Regions from separate parts of the Homo sapiens genome. Here region 2 is linked to region 1. A link is an interaction called in ENCODE POLR2A ChIA-PET data of the cell type or tissue named here. Cell type or tissue: HepG2. All regions are shown on one strand. Region 1 overlaps KDM2B (lysine demethylase 2B). Region 2 holds the start of ANAPC5 (anaphase promoting complex subunit 5).

Region 1 (4,000 bases):
CAGGCTAGAGTGCAATGGCACGACCTCAGCTCACTGCAACCTCCACCTCCTGGGTTCAAGCAATTCTCCTACCTCAGCCTCCCAAGTAGCTGGGATTACAGACGTGTGCCACCATACTTGGCTAATTTTTGTATTTTTAGTAGAGATAGGGTTTTGCCATGTTGGCCAGGCTGGTCTTGAACTCCTGACCTCAGGTGATCCACCCATCTCGGCCTCCAAAAGTGCTGGGATTACAGGCATGAGCCACTGCACTTGGCCAGGTCTGGGGTCATGTTTCAACCTTAGCATACGATCAAGATTCAGTATTCGGGGGATGGGAGAGGAACCTGGGCTTAGGCATTAGAATGAATTGGATTCAAATACCACTCTGCCACTCACGAATTGGGCATTCCTGGGCGAGTTAGTTGTCCAAGTCTCAGCTTCTCCTCCATTAAATGGGTGTAATTGAAGTTCTGCTTCACAGAGCTGTGACCACGATGAACCTAACACAAGATAATATATGTAGAGAACCCGCCTGTGCTGACACACATAGTAAATGGTAATGGTTGTAATTGGTAGTAAGAGTCTACTCTGGGGAGCTTGAGCCAGTTGCTGTGTCTCTGGGCCTTGGTCTCCCCATTTGTAAAACAGACTGTCTCACCTTGCTTTTCCAGGTTGCTGTGAAATTTAGATCTTGAACCCAAAAGATAGAAATACCCAAGTTCTCTTACATACTTAAGGTGTTACTTTCTTTTTTTGTTTCCTTTTTGTGGAGAATGTGGTCTCCCAGCCTGGGCAACTTAATGAAACCCTGTCATGCTGGGCGCGGTGGCTCACACCTGTAATCCCAGCACTTTGGGAGGCTGAGGCGGGCGGATCACTTGAGGTCAGGAGTTCAAGACCAGCCTGGCCAATATGGCGAAACTCCATCTCTACTAAAAATACGAAAAAGAGCCGGGTGCGGTGGTGCACGCCCTTAATTCCAGCTGCTCGGGAGGCTGAGGCAGGAGAATCACTTGAACCCCGCAGGTGGAGGTTGCAGTAAGCTGAGATTGTGCCACTATACTCCAACCTGGGCGACAGAGCGAGACTTTGTCTCAAAAACCAACCAACCAAACAAAGAAAACCAAAACCCTGTCTCTACAAAAAATAAAAACCTGGTTGGATGTGGTGGTGCCGCCCTGTAGTCCCAGCTATTCAGGAGGCTGAGGCTGGAGGATCCCTCGAGCCAGGGAGGTTGAGGCTGCAGTGAGCCACGATCGTGCCATTGCTCTCCAGCCTGGGTGACAGAGCGAGACCCTGTCTCAAAAAAAAAAAAAAAAAAAGAATGGAATCTTGCTGTGTTCCCCAGGCTGGTCTCAAACTCCCAGGCTCAAGCACCATCCTCCCACCTCTGCTTTTCTAAGTGCTGGGATTACACAGAGTTACTTTTATTTTTCAGTTCCGACCACATGAAAGGCTATGTTTATTTATTCAACAAATATTGACCACGGGCCTGTTAGAGGGCAGGTTCAGTGAACGGGATGAGACTATTACCCATATCAACATCTAAGTTCCATGAGAGTTCTGTCTAGTTCAAGGGCCAGCAAACTTTCTCTGTTAAGTGCCAGAGAGTAAATACTTACGGGTTTTCAGGCCATTTGGTCTGTTGCAACTACTTAGCTCTGCCATTGTCGCACGGAGCCAGCCCTATACAATATGTGAACCGATGACCGTGGCTGTGCCCCAGGAAAGCTTTGTAAATGGACCTGAGAATTTGGGTTTCATATAGTTTTCATATCACAAAATAGTATTCTTCTTTTGATTTTTCCCCCTCCGTTAACAAAAATGGAAAACCCCTCAAAACGTATGGCTATTGTAGGGAAAAAAAAATCTAGGCCAGTTGCGGTGGCTCATGCCTGTAATCCCAGTACTTTGGGAGGCTGAGGTGGGTGGATCCCTTGAGGTCAGGAGTTCAAGACCAGCCTGACCAACATGGCGAAACCCCATCTCTACTAAAAATATAAAACTTAGCAAGGTGTGGTAGCACATGCCTGTAATCCCAGCTATTCAGGAGGCTGAGGCATGAGAATTGCTTGAACCCAGGAAGTGGAGGTTGCAGTGAGCCGAGATTGTGCCACTGCATGATCTCAGTCTGGGCAACAGAGTAAAAAGGAAAGTTAAAAAATTCTTAACTTCTGGGTCACACAATGATAGGCCGTAGGCTGGATTTGGCCCTTGGGCTGTCATCATATGGTGGCCTTTGGCTGGTTTAACCTGTAACCTGTTGAGGTGGCTGTGAAGAAAGGTGGTCACTGGCTTCTTGGGATTTTCTTGTTTATATGTTTATTTCCTTTTCTTTCTTTCTTTTTTTTTTTTTTGAGACAAAGTCTTGCTCTGTTGCCCAGGCTGGAGTGAGGTGGCGCCATCTCAGCTCACTGCAACCTCTGCCTTCCGGGTTCAAGCTATCCTCTTGCCTCAGTTTCCTGAGTAGCTGGCACTATAGGCGTGAGCCACCACGCCCGGCTATTTTTTGTATTTTTAGTAGAAACGGGGTTTCACTATGTTGGCCAGGCTGGTCTCGAACTCCTGACCTCAGGTAATCCGCCCTCCTCGGCCTCCCAAAGTGCTGGGATTACAGGCATGAGCCATCATGCCTGGCCATCTTTGTATTTTTAGTAGATACAGGGTTTCACCATGTTGGCCAGGCTGGTCTCAAACTCCTGACCTCAGGTGATCCCTCCACCTCGGCCTCCCAAAGTGCTGGGATTACAGCCTTAAGCCACCATGCCCAGCTGCTTGGGCCCCTTTAGGTAGCTTTTGAGGTCATCGCAGACTGGCGTGGAGGCCATGGTGGTGCAGGGAAGCAAGGTGGGTGGGAGACAGATCCCAGAAGGAAAGCCGATGGGGTGAGGTAATTGAACAGATGAGGAAGAGGGGTGAGGACTGTGGGGAAACGTGGAGGAGCAGCTTTTGTTTAGTGAGGGGCTCCCATGTAGGATCTGGAGCCTTAAGCCGGCAGGAACAACCAGTGTGTGGCTTCTGCCTCCAGGGAGCCGGCGGCTTGTGGACGTGATGGATGTGAACACCCAGAAGGGCACGGAGATGAGCATGTCCCAGTTTGTGCGTTACTACGAGACGCCCGAGGCCCAGCGGGACAAGCTGTACAACGTCATCAGCCTAGAGTTCAGCCACACCAAGCTGGAGCACTTGGTCAAGCGTCCGACTGTGGTAGGTCCGGGGCCCAGGTACCCTCCCCAGATACCTTCCACCTCATCTCCTTCCCTGTCCCCCTGCCACCTGGGTTGTGCCTTGCAAAAAGGCTCATGTGGGTGTGGCTGGCTGGGCTTGGCAGGCATAGGGGTGACTAAGGTTGGTAACGTGGTTTGTAGAGACAGGGATCTTGCTATGTTGCCCAGGCTGGCCTTGAACTCCTGGGTTCAAGTGACCCTCTCACCTTAGCCTCCCAAAGCACTTAGATTAGAGGTATAAGCTACCGTGCCCGACCCCCAGCGACTGTTTCATCTCCTTCCCTTCTACAAAGTGTGGGTCCTGTCATCCCTGCCCTTCCTTCCTCCCATGTTGGGACTATTGAGCCCACAGTAGATTGGGGGAGCGGGGGGGCCCAAGGACTCTCCGGGGAAAGGGGTATTTGTGTCTGGCTCGGCAGTGGAGAAATGCAGTGCTCACACTGGTCTGGCTTTCAGGTAGACCTGGTGGACTGGGTGGACAACATGTGGCCCCAGCATCTGAAGGAGAAGCAGACAGAAGCCACGAACGCCATTGCAGAGATGAAGTACCCGAAAGTGAAAAAGTAAGACTGCCTGGCTGGTGGCCAGAGCTGGCAGGGTTGACCCCCAGGCTTGGGGAGGTGGGGAGGTGGGAAGGAGGCTCCTGGCCATCAGTGAAGGCTTGAGCGTCACAACCGCTCCCGTTCAGAACTGAAGGACTGTGCCTGTGGGGGCACAGCTGGGACAGGAGGGACGGGGTCCTTCGCGTGTGCAGGTTGGCTGCAGGGGCTCTGATGTCTGCTCTGGGACCA
Region 2 (4,000 bases), 200 kb after region 1:
CCGCACTCCAGCCTGGGCCACAGAGTGAGACCCTGGCTCCAAAAAACAAAACAGAACAAAACAAAAAACCCAATAACGATTGATGAGGATTGTAGTGAGTTGGAAACGGCATGCCCTAAATAAAGGTGGCTTATTTATTTATTTATGAGACAGAGTCTCACTCTGTCGTCCAGGCTAGAGTGCAGTGGTAATCATAGGTCACTGCAGCCTTGAACTCCTGGGCTCAAGGTATCCTCCGGCCTCAGCCTCCCAAGTAGCTGGGATTACAGGTGCATCCCAGCACACCTGGCTAATTTTTGTATTTTTAGTAGAGACAGGGTTTCACCATGTTGGCCAGGCATGTGTCAAACTCCTGGCCTCAAAGTGATCCACCCACCTCTGCCTCCCAAGGTGCTGGGATTATAGGCATGAGCCGCCACCTCCAGCCTATTTATTTATTTATTTTTGAGATGGAGTTTTTGCTCTGTTGCCCAGGCTGGAGTGCAGTGGCATGACCTCGGCTCACTACAACCTCTGCCTCCTGGGTTCAACCGATCCTCCTGCCTCAGCCCCCCGAGTAGCTGGGATTACAGGCACCCCCCACCATGCCTGGCTAATTTTTATATTTTTAATAGAGACAGGGTTTCACCATGTTGCCCAGGCTGGTCTCGAGCTCCTGACCTCAAGTGATCTGCCTGCCTTGGCCTCCCAAAATGTTGGGATTACAGGCATGAGCCATTGCACCTGGCCAAAGGCAGCTTATGCTGTGCATATCCAGTCAGTTGTTACCATCTAGGAATAAATCATGTTACCAAATTTTCAAATTTTTCAAGTGAAGCTGGAAATGTAGTTCTTTGTTGGCAGAAATATCCTAATTTTTAAGTGTTGGCAAACACCATGCAAAGCAAATAAAATATATCTAATGAGCCGCATTTAGTTTAGATTGCAACTTCAGTTTGCAACTTCTGGCTTAGAAATTCATCCCTTTTGGTCCCCAGCACCTAGAACAGTGCCTTAAATATAGCAGGAGCTTAGCACAGTGTTACTGAATAAATGAATCAATGGCTTGAAAGTCTTACCAATTTACAGTAAAATTGTTATTTAGGATTTTGTAAAATTACTTTCCTCTTTCCATTCATTAAGTGTTCCTACTCAGGATTTTAAGGTTGAATACTAGTTTATTCCACACAGACCCTTTGTCAAACCTTATTTATGGTATACACATATGCAAAAATATCCTAAAGAGCTGGGAGATTGTAAGTATGCTTTTTCATTAATAGAGTGAGGCATAAAAATAAACCGAGGCAAAGAAAGAGGTTAAGTGAGTATTAAATTCCTGGCAAAAGCCAGCTTCTCCTTTCACAAATAAAAGATAGTTATATAATAATTATGTATGGTAACTAAAACATACAGAGTTCTCAAGATAGGAAAGCTTGTATTACAAGATATCAATGTCTTCTTTTTTGATAGCATCATTTAGCTTATACATATCTGCCTTCTTTTTTGTTTTTGTGAACTAATAATGCATATTCATTCATTATTCATTAAACAAATAGCGATTGAGAAAACAAAAACCAGGCATGAGGCTGCATGCAGTGGCCCATGCCTTTAATCGTAGCAATTTGGGAGGCTGAGGCAGGAGGATCACTTGAGTCCAGGAGTTCGAGACCAGCCTGGACAACATCGCAAGACCTCGTGTCTACAAAAAATAAAAAAATTAGCCATGCATCCAGGCACAGTGGCTCAGGCCTGTAATCCCAGCACTTTTGGAGGCGGAGATGGGCGGGTCACCTGAGGTCAGGAGTTCAACCAGTTCAAGACCAGCCGGGCCAACATGGTGAAACCCCATCTCTACAAACAATACAAAAATTAGCCGGGCGTGGTGGTGCGTGCCTGTAGTTCCAGCTACTCGGGAGGCTGAGGCAGGAGAATTGCTTGAACCCGGGAGGTAGAGATTGTAGTGAGCCGAAATCGAGCGACTGTACTCCAGACTGGGCGACAGAGCAAGACTCCGTATCGGGAAAAAAAAAAAAAAAAAATTAGCCATGCATGGTGGCACAAGCCTGTAGTCTCAACTACTCGTGAGGCTGAGGTGGGAGGATTGCTTGAGCCTGGCATTCCTGAGGGCGAGGGGGTCTCCTGCCCTGCTCATGTCTAATTACCTACTTTAACTGGAGGCTGAGGTTGCAGTGAGCCGTGAGCGTGCCACTGCAGTCCAGCCTCGGTAGCAGAATGAGAGAGAGAGAAAGTATAATTTAAACAAACATAAAAATGGGCACAAGGCAGGCCGGGCGCGGTGGCTCACGCCTGTAATCCCAGCACTTTGGGAGGCCGAGGCGGGAGGATCACGAGGTCAGGAGATTGAGACCATCCTGGCTAACACGGTGACACCCCGTCTCTACTAAAAATACAAAAAATTAGCCGGGCGTGGTGGCCGATGCCTGTAGTCCCAGCTACTCGGTAGGCTGAAGCAGGAGAATGGCGTGAACCAGGGAGGTAGAGCTTGCAGTGAGCAGAGATCGCGCCACTGCACTCCAGCCTGGGCGACAGAGGAGACTCCGTCTCAAAACAAAACAAAACAAAACAAAAGGCACAAGGCACAGTGTGTGCATGTGGATAGCCAAAGTTGAATGGTATGTGGTTTTTCTTTCAAGGGACATAAAGACTAATAGGGATACCAGATCATTAATAATAATTCAGGGTATAGAGAACTAAGTGTCTTGGGAGAGGTACAGATGAACGGAAGGGGAATTGTGAAAAATCAGGTTCAAAATGTTGGCTGGGGATTGCTTTTGGAGGGCTTTGAAATGCAGAGTATAGATTTTGTAGTTTATTAGGTAGGAAACTGACTCAGCACATGGAGGTGATGTTGCTAATGTTCTATTTCACGTAAGGATACACGACCACTGGCAACCTGATCTGGCTGTCTGCAAATGGCATTTGTGAAACGCTGAAGAAAAATCTCATGTTCCTATCTTTAAAAAGACAGAGTTAAACTCCTAAACATTTGAGTTTAAAAGTAACATAATAAATACATACTTTAAGGGTGCAAATTTAATTTCGGTACTTTTAAACACAATCATTTAAACATTCTATTTGAACTATTTTCAAATTACATGAACAAGCCAGGCGCGCTGCCTGTAGTCCCAGCTTCTCGGGAAGGCGGGAGGATCGCTCGAGCCCAGGATTTGGGAGGGTGCAGTGCTCTTTGAGGGCGTCTACGAATAACCACTGCCCTCCAGTCTTGGTAACATAGCGAGATATCGTCTCAAACAACAACAACGACAACCACCACCACCACCACCAACAACAACAACCAACAACAAAAAAACCACTTTGGGAGCTCCTCAGTCCCTTCAGCCCCGACCCCAAGCATCGACTTCCCCTCCCATCCGGTCCCTGTCCACGTAGCCTGGGAACCTGCTCCCACTCGGCAAAAGTTTCTGTAGGGAGTCAGTCTTTTGGTGCACCCCTCCCCGCACTCTTGTACATTCTGACTGGCTGTCGCTCTCCCATGTGCTCTGACAGACTGCTCTGATTGGTTAACAAATGCCGCGAGCACGCGGATGTCTGTTTCCTGGGATATTGTGAGGGCGGGCGGAGATGTAGACCCGGTAGTGTTGTGCCTTGTGGTGACAACTGGCGGCAGCGCGCCGCGGGCCCGAGACTTAGTCTCGGGCCGCCATGGCCAGCGTCCACGAGAGCCTCTACTTCAATCCCATGATGACCAATGGGGTTGTGCACGCCAATGTGTTCGGCATCAAGGACTGGGTGACGCCGTACAAGATCGCGGTGCTGGTGCTGCTGAACGAGATGAGCCGCACAGGCGAGGGCGCCGTCAGCCTCATGGAGCGGCGGAGGCTCAACCAGCTGCTCCTGCCCCTGCTGCAGGTGAGAGGCGCCCGCTGGCTCCTGCTCGTGCAGCAAACTTTTACTGAGCATCTGCTCTGTGCGGAACCCTGGGCTTGGGGACACTCGTGTCCATCAGATACTCTCCCTGCCTGGAGGAACGTGAAGAAAT

Evidence for each region. ChIA-PET counts read pairs that join two places held together with the same protein. Peaks named below come from ENCODE experiments on the same cell type or tissue, not always from the same donor. Only the 100,000 strongest peaks of a DNase experiment are listed, where the experiment ranks them.
Region 2: POLR2A ChIA-PET joins it to region 1 with 8 read pairs; 3 of 35 experiments call an interaction of 5 or more read pairs at or near these places.

What each region holds. Positions count from the first base shown.
Region 1 is chr12:121,548,649-121,552,648 of GRCh38, reverse strand. It overlaps KDM2B (lysine demethylase 2B), which reads left to right. Exons shown (of 23, transcript NM_032590.5): 5 at 3,011-3,189; 6 at 3,666-3,772. Among named protein-coding and RNA genes, the nearest start is that of KDM2B-DT, 30 kb to the left of the region's middle. RefSeq lists an enhancer at 3,040-3,541. In HepG2, no CTCF peak of the experiment used is centred here; a DNase peak (open chromatin) is centred at 1,518.
Region 2 is chr12:121,352,004-121,356,003 of GRCh38, reverse strand. It overlaps ANAPC5 (anaphase promoting complex subunit 5), which reads left to right and starts at 3,593. Exons shown (of 17, transcript NM_016237.5): 1 at 3,593-3,870. The coding sequence starts at 3,664. RefSeq lists enhancers at 1,817-2,490, 2,491-3,166, 3,591-3,850, 3,843-4,000. In HepG2, no CTCF peak of the experiment used is centred here; DNase peaks (open chromatin) are centred at 1,773 and 3,513; H3K4me3 peaks cover 2,214 bases.